2 separate regions of the Homo sapiens genome follow, and region 2 is linked to region 1. Evidence: read pairs that join two places in POLR2A ChIA-PET (ENCODE). Cell type or tissue: PC-9. All regions are shown on one strand. Links, peaks and the distances in the headings refer to the core of each region. The heading gives the core; the rest is flanking DNA.

What was found. Peaks named below come from ENCODE experiments on the same cell type or tissue, not always from the same donor. Only the 100,000 strongest peaks of a DNase experiment are listed, where the experiment ranks them.
Region 2: POLR2A ChIA-PET joins it to region 1 with 15 read pairs; 2 of 35 experiments call an interaction of 5 or more read pairs at or near these places.

Annotation. Positions count from the first base shown.
Region 1 is chr12:132,441,678-132,449,996 of GRCh38, reverse strand. LOC112268102 (a long non-coding RNA gene) reads right to left here and starts at 8,161. Exons shown (of 2, transcript XR_002957440.2): 1 at 7,890-8,161; 2 at 2,991-7,665. RefSeq lists silencers at 137-206, 237-286 and enhancers at 3,242-3,928, 3,929-4,616, 5,304-5,991. In PC-9, for the core only: no CTCF peak of the experiment used is centred there; a DNase peak (open chromatin) is centred at 3,806; H3K4me3 peaks cover 1,950 bases; H3K27ac peaks cover 1,256 bases; H3K27me3 peaks cover 2,476 bases.
Region 2 is chr12:132,281,247-132,289,565 of GRCh38, reverse strand. It overlaps GALNT9 (polypeptide N-acetylgalactosaminyltransferase 9), which reads left to right. Exons shown (of 11, transcript NM_001122636.2): 2 at 3,136-3,316. Among named protein-coding and RNA genes, the nearest start is that of GALNT9-AS1, 10 kb to the right of the region's middle. RefSeq lists enhancers at 1,910-3,109, 3,828-4,481, 5,136-5,789. In PC-9, for the core only: CTCF peaks have their summits at 4,753 and 5,193; DNase peaks (open chromatin) are centred at 108, 2,485 and 4,585; H3K27me3 peaks cover 823 bases.

The sequences.
Region 1 (8,319 bases), core at 155-8,154:
CTATACTGCAAGTGGATTAAACGCTTAAGTGTGAAAAGTGAAACTGTAAAAAAAAAAATTTAATTGAACATTTACTATGTACCAGACACAGTTCTAAGCACTTTCAAAGCAACAGTGAACACAGCACATGCTCTCTGCCCTCCTGGGGCCCCCGGAGGTTGGTGGGGAGATATGAGCCGCGGTCATCACAGGTAAACACATCACTCAAATAAGTCAAGGGGAAGTGGGGTGCCGGGAGGGGCAGGCTGCATTTACGCCTTACCTAAAATATGCTTGCCGCAGGGAAGGTGACATTTCAGCAGACTTGAAGGAACTAGAGATATCGATGGAGGTTTCATCCTGAAACCCGAAACTAGAATGCAAGAAAATATGTTTTGTTTATTTATGAAACTGGGTAGTGTTAATTACAACACTTCATTTTTAGAAAGAAACACAATGAATCTACAGCTGATTTTTGGAAGTTGCTTTTCAGACAAAAATGGTTGAATGCCACGACATAACAGCCTTTATTTGTGACTTTCAAAGCATGCTCCAAGCGGGGCAATTTTTGAAAGAAAAAAAAAAGGTAAGTTTATTGAATTTCCTAAGCACTTCTCTCTTTTTAAAAAAATAAATTTTTCAGCCAGGTGCGGTGGCTCACGCCTGTAATCCCAGCACTTTGGGAGACCGAGGCAGGCGGATCACCTGAGGTCAGGAGTTCGAAACCAGCCTGGCCAACATGGTGAAACCCCATCTCTACTAAAAATACGAAAATTAGCTGGGTGTGGTGGCATGTGCCTGTAATTCAAGCTACTCAGGAGGCTGAGACAGGAGAATCGCTTGAGCCTGGGAGGCAGAGGTTGCAGTGAGCCGAGATTGTGCCACTGCACTCCAGCATGGGCAACAGAGCAAGACTCCGTCTCAAAAAAAAAAAAAAAAGGGCGGGTGCAGTGGCTCACACCTGTAATCCCAGCACTTTGGGAGGCCGAGGCGGGCATATCACAAGGTCAGGAGATCGAGACCATCCTGGCTAACACAGTGAAACCCCGTGTCTACTAAAAATTAGAAAAAATTAGCCGGGCGTGGTGGCACGCGCCTGTAGTCCCAGCTACTCAGGAGGCTGAGGCAGGAGAATGGCTTGAACCCGGGAAGCGGAGCCTGCAGTGAGCCGAGATCGCACCACTGCACTCCAGCCTGGGTGACAGAGCGGGACTCCGTCTCAAAAGAATGAAATAGGGTCATCAGAGGGTGAGCTTATTTAGAAATAGGGCCGTGTCGCAGATGTGATGAGCAAAGATGAGGCCATCCTGGACTGGGGTCCTTCCACAAGGGGAGATTGCCAAGTTATCCTCAAGCCAAGGAACTTTTGGAAGCCGGAGGGAGGCTTGTGTAAGTCTCCCAGTTTGGGATGATTCAGTCTGTAGCTCGGGGCCAGTCCAGATTCATCAAGGGAGAAGCCAGCACAAGGGGCGGCCACCCTCTCACTCAGTGACCCTTAGCTCCACGTGAAAACACACTCAATCTCCAGAGACCTCGGCCTCTCATTCCGCTGCATCCTCAGGCCCAGGCTTGGAGTCCTTGATCATATCAGAACGAGGGCTGGGGAGGAGGCCCTCAGCGTCTCTCACCCACATCTCCATCTGAGGAACTGAACTAAGAAGCCTGGGATCACAGGCGTGCACTTCTCTGGGGCCCTAGACCCAATATGCGATGACAAGGCAGGGGCGGGACGAACACGCCGACACCCCCGTTCAAACAGCAGGGACAGGAGGAGCAGACACGGTTGGCAGAAACCTGAGCTCCAGCCAGGTCCACACCAGCAGCTTCTAGGTGAGCACCGCCTGCTCCTAGGAGCTGACTCTTTGTGACCCCAGGCTGTGTCTCCTGGGCTCTTGGCTGAGGTCAGAGTTAAGGTCCCTCTTCTGCAAGAGGTGGCCTGTGCTTGTGGCCGGGCAGCTTCTCAGCCTGCCTCCTGAGCATAAAGAGGCCTGTTTCCACACCGAGCCGCCTCTCTCTGACGGCACTTCCACAACAGAGCTCTCTGCAGAAACCCTGTGTGTCTCCTGCGGGCGTGACTGAGTTAACCCACACCTGCTCGCTGGGGCAAGCTCTTGTCTCCTTGGGCTGAGACCCAGGAGGCTGCGGAAGGGCGCCCTCGAGGTTCCCAGAGGCCTGACTGTATCGAGTCTAAAAGATAGCTTGTGAATCTTGCAAATCTCAATAAAGCTGCTTCAGCCACGCCTTTGAGGTCTTCACCCTTAGGCCAGAGGCCATTTCTCACTTTGAGAACCTGGTACTGGCTTAAAAGACTGTCCTGGGCCCTCTTGATTCCTCCAGATTCTGCAAACTCAACGGCTCCTCACGTGCCTGCCCCCCACCTCCCCGCCCCCAACTTCAGCCTCTGTCTAGACAGGTCCTCGCAGGGCCACGACCTTCCCCGCAGCCAGAGGTGGTGCCACCCCAGCGCTCCGCCTGCCCTCAGCGGGGGTCTCCTTCCCATCCTCCTCCCCAGCCTTCCCACCATCCCCCGTAGACTCCTGGAGGCCCCCAGGTTCTGCGTGACTCCAAAGGTGACAGCACATATTTGGGGTGCTAATCATGGTGGCACCCCATTTCCTGGCACCCACTTCTCACTCGTAAGATGGCTTCTCAGGATGGTGCCTCCCCAGACGCACGGACTCTGGGCCTGTGTAGCCAGTGGCATGAGCTGGAGGTGGCAGACTGTGACTCTGAGACGGCGTCTTAGTAGCCCTGGAACTCCTGCCTCAGCTTTGTGGGATTTGTCCTAGGGGAGGCCAGCTGCCTGCCAAGAAGCTTGATGACCCTGGCAGCCATGCTGTGAGGGGGTCCAAGCTGAGCGTGGAGAGGCTACTCAGAAAGAGATGCTGGACAGCTCCAGCCTGCATTTGCTGCAACCACACTGGAGACCCTAGGCAGGAAGCACCCAGCGCAGCCCAGTCAACTCCAGAGCCCTGAGCACTCACGGTAGATTGCTATTTAGGCCATCAAGCTCCGGGGAGGCTTATTTATTTATTTATTTATTTATTTTTGAGACGGAGTCTTGCTCTTGTTGCCCAGGCTGGAGTGCAATGGTGCAATCTCGGCTCATGGCAACCTCCACCTCCCGGGGAAGTTTATTACGTAGCAGGAGATAACTAAAAGAAAGTGCATTTTGTTACATTTTGTTGGCTGATGGGTACATTGTCAACAAAGCTGTGCCGGGATTGCAGCAGTTTGAGCAGGGAGGGTGTGGGGTGGGACCTACTGCATAAACAGAGATTTTATTAGTGGATAGTTCTCTGAATATAGCCTTGAAACTGTAACCACCCAACGGGTTCTTCTTGCCTGACAGCCGATTTATCAGGACAGGAGAATTGCAATAGAGTCTAGTGCATCCAGAGCCAGCTAGCAGGAGACTGGAGTTTTATTATTACTCAAATCAGCCTCCCTGAAAATTTGGAAACTGGAGTTTTTTAAAAGATAGTTTGGCAGGCAGGGGGCTAGGGAGTGGGGAGTGCTGGCTGGTTGGTCGGGGATGAAATCACAGGGGCTGAAGCTGTCCTCCTGCACCGAGTCGGTTCCTGTGAGGGCCACAGACCGGAAGAGCTAGTTTACCCGTCTGGGTGGTGCCAGCGGAGCCGTCAGAACGCAGGGTCTGAAGAACCTCTCCAGCATCAATCTTAGGTCCTACGGCGGTGACGTCATCCACAGGAGCGGCTGGGAAGGGTCCTGTGGGCCTACGATGGTGACGTCATCTACAGGCGCGGCTGGGGCGGTATCCTGTGGTCTTACTGTGGTGACGTCATCTACAGGAGCGGCTGGGGCGGTGACTTGTGGTCTTACGGCGGTGACGTCATATACAGGAGCGGCTGGGAAGGGTCCTGTGGTCTTACGATGGTGACGTCATCTACAGGCGCGGCTGGGGCGGTGTCCTGTGGTCTTACGGCGGTGACGTCATATACAGGAGCGGCTGGGGAGGAGTCCTGTGGCGTCTGGCTGCGTGAATCCTGAGCCGGAATTCCTAATCCTGCTGTTATTTGTCGGTTTTACAACGGGACTGGTCCCCCCAAGCGAGGAGGGAATCTGTTTTGGGGAGGGGCTGTTATCCTTTTTGTTCCCAACTTAAACTGTAAACTAAGTTCCTGTCAAAGTTAGTTTGGCCCACGCTCAGGAAGCAGCCGGGCGGGTTGGGGTGGAGGCAGGTGGAGCGGGTCAGGTTGGCCTCTGCCACTGTCGTGATTCCTCACTACTACCGTCTTAGCAAAGGCGGTTTCAGAACAGGGAGGGCTGAGGCCAGGAGCACGCCGGTGGCGGAGCCTCTGCGCCTGCTGTTCATTAGCGGATTTTGGAGGAGCCAGGGGAGTGTAGTCCCTTCAGGAGGCGGCGGAGGGAGGTGGGAGGTGTTTGGGGAGCTGGCAGGTGGGCTGGGGCCGAGCTCACAGCCTTCCTTGCAGGGGGAGTGGGGCCTCGGGATCTGAGAGCTCCTCCCCGCGGCCCTTCCCTCCTTTCTTAAGGGCCTAGAGTGGGTGGAGGGTGGTGCTGGCTGGCAGAGTGGGGGTGGGGGCAGCGAATGAGGGGCAAGTGTTTGCGTCCTCTCAGGCCTGGGGGCTAGTGCCACATGGAAGTGAATGCTCTCTGTCAGCAGGTCGGGGTAACTGGCATAACTGCGTTGTAATTACAGGAAAATTGCTCATTAATAACTGTGTTAGCGAGGCAGGGCGGAGGCAGATGGCCAGGGCAGATGCAGTGGGGCTGGGGGTTTCGGGGGTGGGGGTGCTGGGCTGAGCCTGGAGATGGGGGCGGAGCCCTGGGGTGGAGGAGAAGATGGTGTTTGGCTGGGCCCGGGCCAGGAAGTGGTTTTGCAGAGGTGTTTCTGCTAAAACGTTCTCCGTGCCCGGCAGCCAAGGCTGCAGAGTAGGAACTAGGCCTTCTGCTTCTGCTCGCGCGCAAGGCTGCCACACTGAGAGACCGGCGTTGGGCCTGCACCCGGTTCCCCCTTCTGCAGAGGCTCCGGGCCTGCCTGCTGTGGGGCAGATGGTGATAAAGGAGAAATGAGAGAAGCCTCAGAATACCAAACCGATCCCACTACCAACGCGGGGGACTGGGGTGGGGGCGAGGGAAACGCAGCCTTGGCCGGCGGGGGGTGAAAGTGATGTGGGTTGGAGAGAGAAGAGACCCCTCCCCACCCCACAGCGGTTCAGAGACAAGGCGGGAGGAGTGACGGGGGCTTCTGTATGCCTGCAAAACACCCCCATTTGTGCCCCTTTAAAAGATTCTAGTAAAAATATAAATCACGGAGGACTTCTGTTTCTGGCCAAAATGGAGTGAAAAGGACTGGATTCGCTCTCCCATTTGAAAACACAGAAGAGGTGCTTCCGGACATCGGGCACCAGGTTGGAAAGGACGAGAATCCCTGAGAAAGACACAGACAAGGCGGGGCTCACAGTTTCCTAGCCCCGGCCTCCAGCGTTGCTCCAGGCTGCATTCAGGGCGGGGCCCGGTGGAGCCCAGCAGACCCCCTGGGACAGGGGAGACAGAGGGCTCCGGGAGGCCCAGAGGGTTAAAGTTCCCAGGACAGGGCATGGAGGGGAGCGTTCAGAAGAGCCCCAACCCAGCTTGGGAGGAAGCCGCCGGAGGCCAGGGGCAACACTGTCAGAGAGCGTCCGGCCCTACACCAGCAGCCCACAGTGCCCGTCCCCCAGCCTGGAGGCCTCCCGAGGGTGGCGGTGGCATCTCACAAGGGTCTTGCTCCCCAAAGAGGGATAATTAGTGTGGACAAAATGGGCAGAACATTCGGCCCTGACGGCCACTTTAAAATAAGACCTGAGAGGCCAAACCTTTTCCATGTAACTGAACCGCACGCCAGAAAAAGGTGCAGGAATGTTTCCACATAAACACAAACATCCACACCCAACAAAGGCGATGTTAACAATGTCTGCCATCGATTCAAAGATTACATTCGGGGAAGCAGGAAAACCCACCCGTAAGGGGAGGAAAAATCCACTGCGAAATCCTGGTCAGAACTAACACAAGTGTTAGAATCGCCAGACAGACACTGACAGTCATCCTGACTGCATTCCCTGTGTTGAAAGAGCTAAGTAGAAACATAGACCATTTAAAAATATGCAAACCAAACTTCTAGAAATCAAGGCTACAATGGATGGGGTTCACAGACCACACATGGAGGAAAAGGTGAATGATCTTAAAGACAGAGCCAACGATACAGCACCGTATAAAACAGGAAACATAATAGAGTAAGTTAAAAGAGCATCCTGCGTGAGTTGCAGGTTCCAGGGGCCCGGCACCCCCGTGAGTGTAAGAGTACCCCACGCACAACCGTAATACGTATGGGGGTCCCTGAAGAAGAGCCGACCATGGAGACACTGAAAAGATATGAAAAAATCATGACTCCAAAATTTCCAAATCTGACGCCAACTGTGAACTCACAGATGATAGAAGCTCAACAAGCCTCAAGGACATGAAAGGCGAAGAAATGGGACAGAGGCCCATGGAAGCCAGAGTGCCCGGCCAGCCACAGAAGGTCCCTTTCCAGGTCACCGGAGGAAAACACACGCTCTCATTTCTCCTGAGGAGCAACGCGAGTGAACCCACGCAAGGGCAGCGTCGTAAGAAGAAACCTGTCAGCAAGAACATCTCTCAGAGACAAAGGTGGAACGAGTGTCTCCGGAGGTAATGCCTGAAAGAGCAGTGGTGAGCGGACCCGCTGTGGGGCACGGGCGTGTCCTCCCGGCAGGAGCAGCGCAGATGTGGGACGACAGACGCGGAGCCCCCGGAACAGCCACGGCGTGGTGAATTAGATACCTGAGATTTGACAAATGGATGAAGTATCCGTCGAAGGTAATTGACTGTTTAAACAAAATATTCACAGTGCACTGTGGGTTTTTTTTTTTTCGGGGCGGAGTCTTGCTCTGTCCCCCAGGCTGGAGTGCAGTGGCGCGATCTCGGCTCACTGCAAGCTTCACCTCCCGGGTTCACGCCATTCTCCTGCCTCAGCCTCCCGAGTAGCTGGGACTACAGGCGCCCGCCACCACACCAGCTAATTTTTTGTATTTCTAGTAGAGATGGGGTTTCACCATGTTAGCCAAGATGGTCTCGATCTCCTGACCTTGTGATCCGCCCGCCTCGGCCTCCCAAAGTGCTGGGATTACAGGCATGAGCCACTGCGCCCGGCCTGCACTGTGGGTTTTAAAACACGCATAGAGTGTGGCAGCCATGGTGCCCAGGCCATGCAGAGAGACATGGGGACGTGGGAAGGTTCTTGTATCACCGTGGAGTGGTGGGTTTCACCTGCAGGAGCCGGGGGTCCACGGGGACGTGCACTGTAGACCCCAGAGCAGCCGTGGCACCGACGTCCTTGCGGGTTGTTCAGAGACGCCAGAGTGTGGGGGGATTCAGTGACTTGGGGTCTCATGGGCTCGTTGGCTGATTTCTGTCTGGAGCACGCGCCGGCTCTCTCCCATTTTCTACTCCGTTGAGACCAAATTAAAATGGAACCGGCCACAAAGCAAGTGGGGCTTCGTGTCCACTTCTCCGAGGCTGGGGCCGGGGGCATCGCCTTCCTGGGAGTGCAGAGGAACGCGGGCAGAGTGTGTGCCATGGCCTTGGCCAGAGGCGATGGAGCCAACGCAGGAGGCTGCACCTGCCTTCCCCGAAGTCCACCGACACCTGTGAGGAACCAGAGAGGAGACGAGAGCTTCATCCAGTGCGGCTGCGAACAGCCGGGATTCCACCGAGGCAGGTGAGGAAGACCCAGTGATCTGGGAGCCTCCCCTAGGAGAGCGAAGCCTGAGGAGTGGGTGGCCGGGGTTGGGACCCAGAGGGTGACCGCAAACCTGCTCTGACCAGACGAGTGGGTGGCCGGGGTAGGGACCCAGAGGGTGACCGCAAACCTGCTGTGACCGGACGCATGGCAGGAGCAGGGAGGGCGTGGGAACCAGGGTGCCTCCACTGGCCTCTGGCAGAGCCGGAGCTGCTGACGCCAGGACCCGTGGCACTGAACCTGGACACATGGCTGAATGCCAGGGCCCATGGCACTGGACTCAGACGGATGGCTGAGTGGGGAGGGATTGGTAGAGGCCAGTGCCCAGCTCTTCCCATCTGAAGACAGGCAGAGGAGCCACGGCAAGCTCGAGCTCTGGAGGCTGGAACAGGTGCAAGGCTGGGTCCATCTCTGTTCTCCATGGACCTAGGAGGAGATGTCGCGGTTCCTGAATCTGAAATGGACATAACAACATTCCTGCTCTGAGGAGCTCCCGGGAAGAGCACATAAGCCGACCGAAGCCCCTGTGCCTGGCGCCGAACGTGCTCTCAACCCACACC
Region 2 (8,319 bases), core at 60-8,059, 160 kb after region 1:
CTCCTTCTGGCCAATGAAGCAGATTCAGGCAAAGCAGGGGGCGTCTGCCAAGTCCCCTTAGCTGTGTAACGTGACACTCACCGGTTCCAGGGATTAGGGTGTGGACAGCTTTGGGGCTACTGCCAACCACATAAAGTAAAACCAGTTTGCCATTCATGCAAGGCAGGGGCGACTGGAGAGCAAGAAGCCTCTTTTGGGATTAAATATATGACAACAAAACCAATTCAATGGACAGGCTAGTTGGCAACATGGCACGACAAAAGATCAAGCCGATGAGATGAAAACCAAGAGAATGAAAACGGAGAATGAAGCGTTGGGAGGCAGGAGATAAACCGGGAGGGGAAACGTTCACTTAACAGGGGTTACAGAAGAGAAAACAGGGATGGCAGATGGGAATACAGTCACATCATTAACAGAGCAAACTTCCTGGAGCTGAACGTTGGCATGAGTGTGGATTGCCACGCATGACTGTGATTCACGGCAAGATATGCCCTGACCAAATCTAGGATCCCAACAACAAAAAAAATCAGTTTCCAGAGACAGGCAGAAACAAAATGCCAGTCTGAATAAGAAAGAGGGTCCTGCTGACCTCAGAACGCCGGGCATTGGGCAGCCATCTGGAACCATGCTCAGCCACCCTCCTGCCGGGTCCAACGCTGGGCATCAGGCAGCCGTCCGAAACCACGCTCAGCCACCCTCCTGCCGGGTCCAACGCCGGGCATCGGGCAGCCGTCCGAAACCACGCTCAGCCACCCTCCTGCCGGTTCCAACGCTGGGCATCGGGCAGCCGTCCAGAACCACGCTCAGCCACCCTCCTGCCCCCAATGCTGGGCATCGGGCAGCCGTCCAGAACGACGCTCAGCCACCCTCCTGCCGGGTCCAATGCCGGGCATCGGGCAGCCGTCCGGAACCACGCTCAGCCACCCTCCTGCCCCCAACGCTGGGCATCAGGCAGCCATCTGGAACCACGCTCAGCTACCCTCTGGCCAGGCGGCCAATCCCCACCTGAGGCCTGAGCCCCACGGATGATGAGGTGTCTCTCTCTCTCGAGTTAGAAGCTGCTGTGCCTGCCTCTGGGAGACATCCAATTCCAGACTTTCCAAAGTGAAAAATGCAAGTGCAGTATCGATATTTTAAAATAGCATGATTACGTATTTATCTCACAGGATTAAAATAAGAAGGGGAAGTGATTTGTGTCATTTTTCAATTCTACGTCCAATCTGTATCCTTCAGTCCTACATAAATACGGACACTTTGTTTACTCATTTAAAATGGAATATTCCAGAAAGTCCAGAGGTTCCGGGAGGCTCAAAGCCTCGGCTCTGCTGAGGGGAGAAAGCCACTCACTGCCCTGTGGGGGGCGGAGGGTCACAGACTGGAATCTTCCCAGGGCATCGGTCCCTCCCTCCCCATAGCAGGAATCCTACAGAGATCCCACCAGGCTCCAGGAGCTGGCGCCGCGAGAGAAGGTCCCCTCCCAGGCGGGCAGTTGTGGGATATTAGCATCGGGTATTTCACAAGTTTGTGTTTCCACTGGCCTTCCTCCGAGGACCAGAGACCTCTCTGTGCAAGCTGACAAAAGGCAGCCCAGCCTCAGGGGTCCATGCCGCCTCTTTCTGGCTTAAAACTATTGCCCAGGCACCCGCCCCCAAATCCAAGATGCCCCAGAGACTCCCAGCTCAGAGACAGCCAATGGTGCCATCTTTGTGGGGAGACACCCCTCTCACTCCCGTCCCCCTGGGAACAGCATCTCCAAGCCGCGTCTGCTTGCCCAGCACAACTGAGCACCTAGAACTTTCCCTGGCCCGGCCCCCTTGGGCACCCATTCCACACACCCTGACCAAGCTGCGGAGCCTCCCTGTCAGCCCAGAAGTTCCACCGGCTCCTTTCCAGTCGACACTGCCCCACCCCGGGGTCCCCGTCCTGCCCCGATGGCCATGGGGTGGGTTGTGATTCCGTCTGTTCTTGAACCTCACGCCGGCGGCCACACGGGATGAGGTCTCCTGTGTTGATCTTTGGCTTGGCGTCACGTGTGTGAGCCACGTCTCGGCTGCTGCCTGTGTCGACGGCTCGGTTCTTCCTACCCCAGAGTAGCAGCACGCATGTGGATGTGTGTTCAGCTCAAGTTACACAGGCGGATGGTGTCAAGGGCTGGTGGGGATGGTGGCGGCGGCATGGCGTTTAAAATACCTAATCTTAGAGCCGTTGCAATTTTCGGGTTAATATTTTTAACATTAGTAGGCCTGACCATCAGAGCAGTTTCGGGTTGATAGAGACTGAGCGGAGTTCCCGCATCCTCTGCCCCGCAGGCACAGCGCCTGGGCGTGAACGTGTGTGACTGTGTCACTGTCGATGAGCCAATGCTGCCCGATGCAGGAAACTCACTGAGGGCCGTGGCTCACGGGGGGCTGGCGTGCGTGAGTGTGACTGTGTCACCGTCGATGAGCCGATGCTGCCCGATGCAGGTGACTCACTGAGGGCTGTGGCTCACGGGGGGGGGGGGGGGCGCTCACTCAGTGTCACACCTGCTGTGCGTTTGGACAATTGCGTAAGAACAAGTATTGGCCAGTGCAGTGACTCACGCCTGTAATCCCAGCACTTTGGGAGGCCTAGGTAGGTGGATCGCTTGAGGTCAGGAGTTCAAGACCAGCCTGACCAACACGGTGAAACCCTGTCTCCACTAAAAATACAAAAATTTGCCAGTTGTGGAGGCCCACCCATTTACTCAGGAGGCTGAGGTGGGAGGATTGCTTGAGCCTGGGAGGTCCAGGCTGCAGTGAGCTGAGATCATGCCACTGCACTGCAGCCTGGGTGACAGAGCAAGACCCTGAATCAAAAAATACATAATAATAACAGATATCCACCATTGCAGCATCACACAGAGTCCACTGCCTTCAACGCCTCATGTACCACCCATTCATCCCTCCCTCTTCCGCCTGGCACCGCCCTCTCACTCCGCGCACAGCCTTGCACTTTCTGGAATGTCCTGAGCTGGCAGCCTGCCATCTGCAGGGAGTTTGCTGGGCTTGTACCGGGGGAAGCGGCCGTCGGGGAGAGGGGCGGGAGGGGCGTCTCCTGGGTGCAGACGCAGCGTGTCCTGGGCCTGCCTGACCTCCCTCTCTTCCTTTCCCCCAGGCCTTGCCAAGCCCATCGGCCTGGTGGAGGGGCCAGGAGGCCTGGGCCAGGGTGGCTTGGCGGCCACCCTGCGTGATGACGGCCAGGAGGCGGAAGGCAAGTATGAGGAGTACGGCTACAACGCTCAGCTCAGCGACCGCATCTCCCTCGATCGGAGCATCCCCGACTACCGGCCCAGAAAGTGAGTGAGTGACTGCCCCCCATCCCCCGACGCCCGCCGAGGAAGTGACCGCCCCCCACACTGGCCAGGGAAGTGACTGCCCCCCACGCCGGCCGGGGAAGTGAGCGGCCCCCACGCCCGCCAGGGAAGTGACCGCCCCCCACGCCCGCCGGGGAAGTGACCGCCCCCCACGCTGGCCGGGAAAGTGAGCGCTCCCCCGTGCTGGCCGGGGACTGCCCCCACGAGCTGCGGGCTCCTGGGAGAAACGCGCAAAGGTCTGCTGTGGGAAAGTGGAGCAGTCAGGAGCCCCCACCTGTGGGGCCCTCCTGCCTCCTCTGTCTTCCCTGTCTCTCCTCCTCTGTCTCTCCTGTCTCTCTCTGTCTCTCCCTCTCTCCTTCTCTCAATCTCTCTGTATCTCTCTCTGTCTTTCTCTATCTCTCTGTGTCTCTCCCCCTCCCCTACTTTTGGCTGCGGGCATCCTTCCCAGGGCCTAGCCCCAGGCTTGGGGCACTCCTGCCATAGCTGCATCTGGGGATCACGGAAGCTGGGCTGAGGCACCATGGCTCACGCAGCAGAGGCGCCCTGTGTCAGGCCCTGCCAGCCCTGGTCCCACCTGCTGTGGCCTCAGTCACTGCTGAGCTGGGTGTCGCTTGTGTCTGAAGCGAAGGGCATTCCCGTTCCATCCGTGGCCTGCGCACCTCCCATCCTGTCGCCCCCAGGCTGCAAGAGCGGGTGAATCAGGAGCCGGGCCCTGGCCGCCACGGCTTTGCCTCAGTGCCACTCAGGATGGAGCTTGGTCGCTGACCCTCACACCTGCCCTGAGGGAGTAGCCGCGACAAGCGCCAGATTAATTGGCATTGTTGCTCGGATAAAGTTTGGCTGAGCTTGGCCTCTGGGCCTGGGAGCGACTGGCAGGCTTGGCCAGCCCCTCCTGCGTCTCTGTCCGCAGAGCCCAGCCCGCGACAGGATGCTCCCTGGGAGGGCCCCTGGTGGCATTGTCCTGCAGAAGCCGGGCGCTCAGGGCTGCCCAGTGGGGCCGCGTTTCACCGTGGGGTGGTGGCAGGTGGCCTCAGCCACACTTGCCTCCTCCTGGAGCTGCCTGAGGGAGGGCAGGCAGGAGGGCAGCCCCCTCTGCAGCTCCTGGTGTGGTCAGCCTGCCCCACCCGCCAGGGAACCCTGACACCGGGATTCTTGGGCCAGGAGCTCATTTGAGATGGGGATCAGGAGGCTGGCAGGGAAGAGAGGGGAGGAGGAAAGGCGTGTCTCAGCCCCATTCCATTCCTTGTGACTCAGGCAGTGGTTCCCAGGGCGTTCACTCACCTGCTCTGGGGTTCCCCATGTGTGGACAGAGGGAGGCGAGATGCTGGACAGGCCCGCAGGGTCCAGGGGTGCAGGGAGCGCCCCGGGCTGCGTGGAGGTTGGTGCAGGAACCCGGAGCTCCCTGTTCTAGCCAGGTGGGGCCCACTTCACACCCTTCCCACAAATGCGTGCTGGGGACTGATTCTAGGTGTGATGAAGCTTCCTTAGACAGCACGGCAGTGCGAGTGAGGCGTGCCCAGCTCCCGAGGCTCTGATTCCTCCTGGAGGGGGTTTCCCCGAGTCCTTTAGACAAACAGGGCTGAGGCCTGGGCATGGAGGCTTGGACACCTCAGCCACATCCAGAGTGTGACAACATTATTTTATTTTCATTCTACTTATTTTCATGGTTACCATGATTTAACACAAGTGATGCCAGCTTTCCATTTGCAGCGGTGAAATGAAGATTCCCTTTCAAATAAAAAATGCATTTAGTTTTAAAATAGGCCAGTTTAAAGAAACATGCTCCATAAATAAGAACACAGTGGTGTTTTCATGTGGCGCCAGCTACAGGCATGGGGCTGGAATGACTTCGGTTTGGAAAGCGGCTCGTGTGTGTTAGCCAGCCTGTGCACTGAGGGTGCACGGTGTGTGTGTGTGTGCGTGCGCGCGCGTTGTGTGCGGGTGGGTGTGGGTGTGTGCGTGTGCACCTGCATGTGTGCGGGTGTGTGCGCATGTGTGCATGTGTGCACAGGAGTCTGTGTGTGCACGTGTGCACACACATGCGTGGGTGTGCGTGTGTGTGTATACGTGCGTGTGCGTGCATGTGCGTGGGTGTGCGTGCATGTGCGTGTGTGCATATGTGTGCGTGTGTACATGCGTGTGTGTGCATGTGTGCACGTGTGTGTGTGGTTTTTGAACGCTCCTGTGTGTCCTGAATTTGGGGGTGAAATCTGTTTGCTCTCAGGGCTAGCCCCACTGCTGGAGTGAGCACCGTTCTTGGCTGTGAGCCTCCAGGCAGCTGTGTGGCAGGAAGACCCCCGAGACCACCTTGACGGTCCACAACTTGCTAGAAGGACAGACAGAGCCCAGACAGGCTGCTTTTCCCTGCTGTGGGTTCTCACAGCAGAGGACATGGGTTAAAGTCAGCAGAGGGAAGAGATGCCCAGGCAGGGCCCAGGAGAGGCCAGGTGCGAGCTCCCAGGTGTCCCCTCCTGGGGGGGGGTCCCATGGACTTGATTCTCCGGCACCCATGTGTGACAACACGTGCCAAGCGAGGCCAGCCAGGAGCCCCCGAGCCTCGGTGACCATGGTCCTCACTGGGCTGGTCTCGTGGACATGGCTGACCTTGGTCTCCACCCTCCAGAGGTCAGGCTGATGCCGTGAGGCCAAGTGCCCACCGTGAATCCCACCATTGCACAGACCAGCTGGGGCTGCCAAGGCCAGGTGAGCAGGGCTGTCCTCTCCGGCAGGAGGTTCCGGGGCAAGGAGGGGCCGGATGTGGGCGCTCAGGGTGTGGAGGAGCCAGCTGCCAAGTTAACCCTTTCCTGCTCACAGCAACAGTGGAAACATCAGAGCCATCTGACAGAGGAAGGTCTCCAAGTACCCCGCCCCGTCCCCATCATTCCTCCCGTCACCTGGGAGGCTTCCAGCCGTGAGGAAGGCGCGACCCGGGCCCTGCTCTCCCGGCCTGCCTGTTTTATCTCCTAGCTCTTGCTGTAAGGGAGGAAGGCTGCGTCCGGCACTGGTTTTCGAATCCCTGCAGGCCCTCGGTCCCCTGTGGAGTCCTCTGGAGGATCCCAGCACCGCTGTGCGTGACCTTGGTCTTGTTGGCCGGCGGGGGCCCTGTGCGTTGTGGGGTCCAGTCGTGGGGGCCGGGTCGTCTCTGAGTCAGGACTGAACCCGAGCTGGGGGTGAAGCCCTGTGTGACCCTCTGCGTCCCCCCGAGGTTCGTTTTCCAGAGGCCTGGGAGTCTGGACCCGGCTGCTGAGCCAGTGCAGGGTGGGGCGAGGGTCTCTCGGGTCCCATCCTCGCCCCATATCAAGGGGTGGCTTTTCTAGCACAGACGTGGGCCTGCGTGTCACAGACGGTCGTCATTTGCCTCCTGAGGTCCTGTCCCGGCTCCAGATGGAAGTCCACACCCCCCGCTCTGATCCATTTCAGCCCAGCTGCAGATCCCGCCGCCCAGGTCTAAACCAGTCAGAGCGTGAAGGTCACCCCAGACCTAGGGGTTGGCTCAGGGCTGGTCAGGTGGTTTAAGCCAGTCCAGTCAGAGTGAATTCTGGAATTACCAGCGGGCCATCGAGAAAAAAACAGGCAGCCTTTTCCCACAAGATGAAACCAAGGCTGGGAGCTGGGGGAGCTGCAGCAACCTTATCATCAAGAGGGGAGAGCTTGGAGCTTCCAGGGTCCCTCACGAAACCCAAGAAGGGGCCAGTGTCTGAACACCTAGATCCAGCTGTTCCCAAAACAGACCCACTTGACTTTGCAATAAATTACCACATGCGTGCACACACACATGCACACGCACACACACGCATGCACGCACACACGCACACACACGCACACACGCGCACACACGTATTTTTAGTTTTTTCTTTAAGCACATCTGAATTGGGTTTTCTGTTCTTAGAGCTGCAGGGGTCCCATTGGATTCCCCCTCTGTGGGATGTGGGACCCCAGGCCTGGCCTTGCTGTAGTGGAGCTGATTCCCCCTCTGTGGGATGTGGGACCCCAGGCCTGGCCTTGCTGCAGTGGAGCTGATTCCTCTTCTGTGGGATCAGGGACCCCCAGGCCTGGGCTTGCTGTAGTGGAGCTGATTCCTCCTCTGTGGGATCGGGGACCCCCAGGCCTGGCCTTGCTGTAGTGGAGCTGATTCCTCCTCTGTGGGATCAGGGACCCCCAGGCCTGGGCTTGCTGCAGTGGAGCTGATTCCTCCTCTGTGGGATCGGGGACCCCCAGGCCTGGCCTTGCTGCAGTGGAGCTGATTCCTCCTCTGTGGGATGTGGGACCCCAGGCCTGGGCTTGCTGTAGTGGAGCTGATTCCTCCTCTGTGGGATCGGGGACCCCCAGGCCTGGCCTTGCTGTAGTGGAGCTGATTCCTCCTCTGTGGGATGTGGGACCCCCAGGCCTGGGCTTGCTGTAGTGGAGCTGATTCCTCCTCTGTGGGATCGGGGACCCCCAGGCCTGGGCTTGCTGCACAGTGGGGGCTCTTGCTCTCCTTTTGAGGGTTCAGCATCCTGCTGCCTCCCCCCAGGTGTAGGTGGCCGCTGCTGTAGGAAACCTGTCTGCCAAGATAAAGTCTGGCAGAAGTGGCCAGTCCCAGCTTTGTTTTTACGTCACAGAGAACGACATCGGGATGAACCTTGACAGAGCCGGCATTTGCTCTATACCCTCACTGATAGAAACCCAGTTTATAGATACTCTGGTTTGAAGGCACACAGCTCTCTGCCTCCTGAATTAGAGAATGTGAATTTTATATAGATATTTACACATGTATTTATATCCCATTTCTTTCCCAAAAAAAGTGAGGAGGCTTTGACACCAGTGACACACACACTCCCACACCCAGCCCACCCCTGCACACGTGGCTGAGAAGCTCGAATGCGAAGGAGGCCTCCTGGCCCCTCGCCTGCCCCTCACGAGCCCTGCCCACAGTCTCTGAGGCTCCACGCCCAGCCTGGAGCTTCCCCGGTGCCTGCGGAATGTATCACAGGGAATTGTTCACG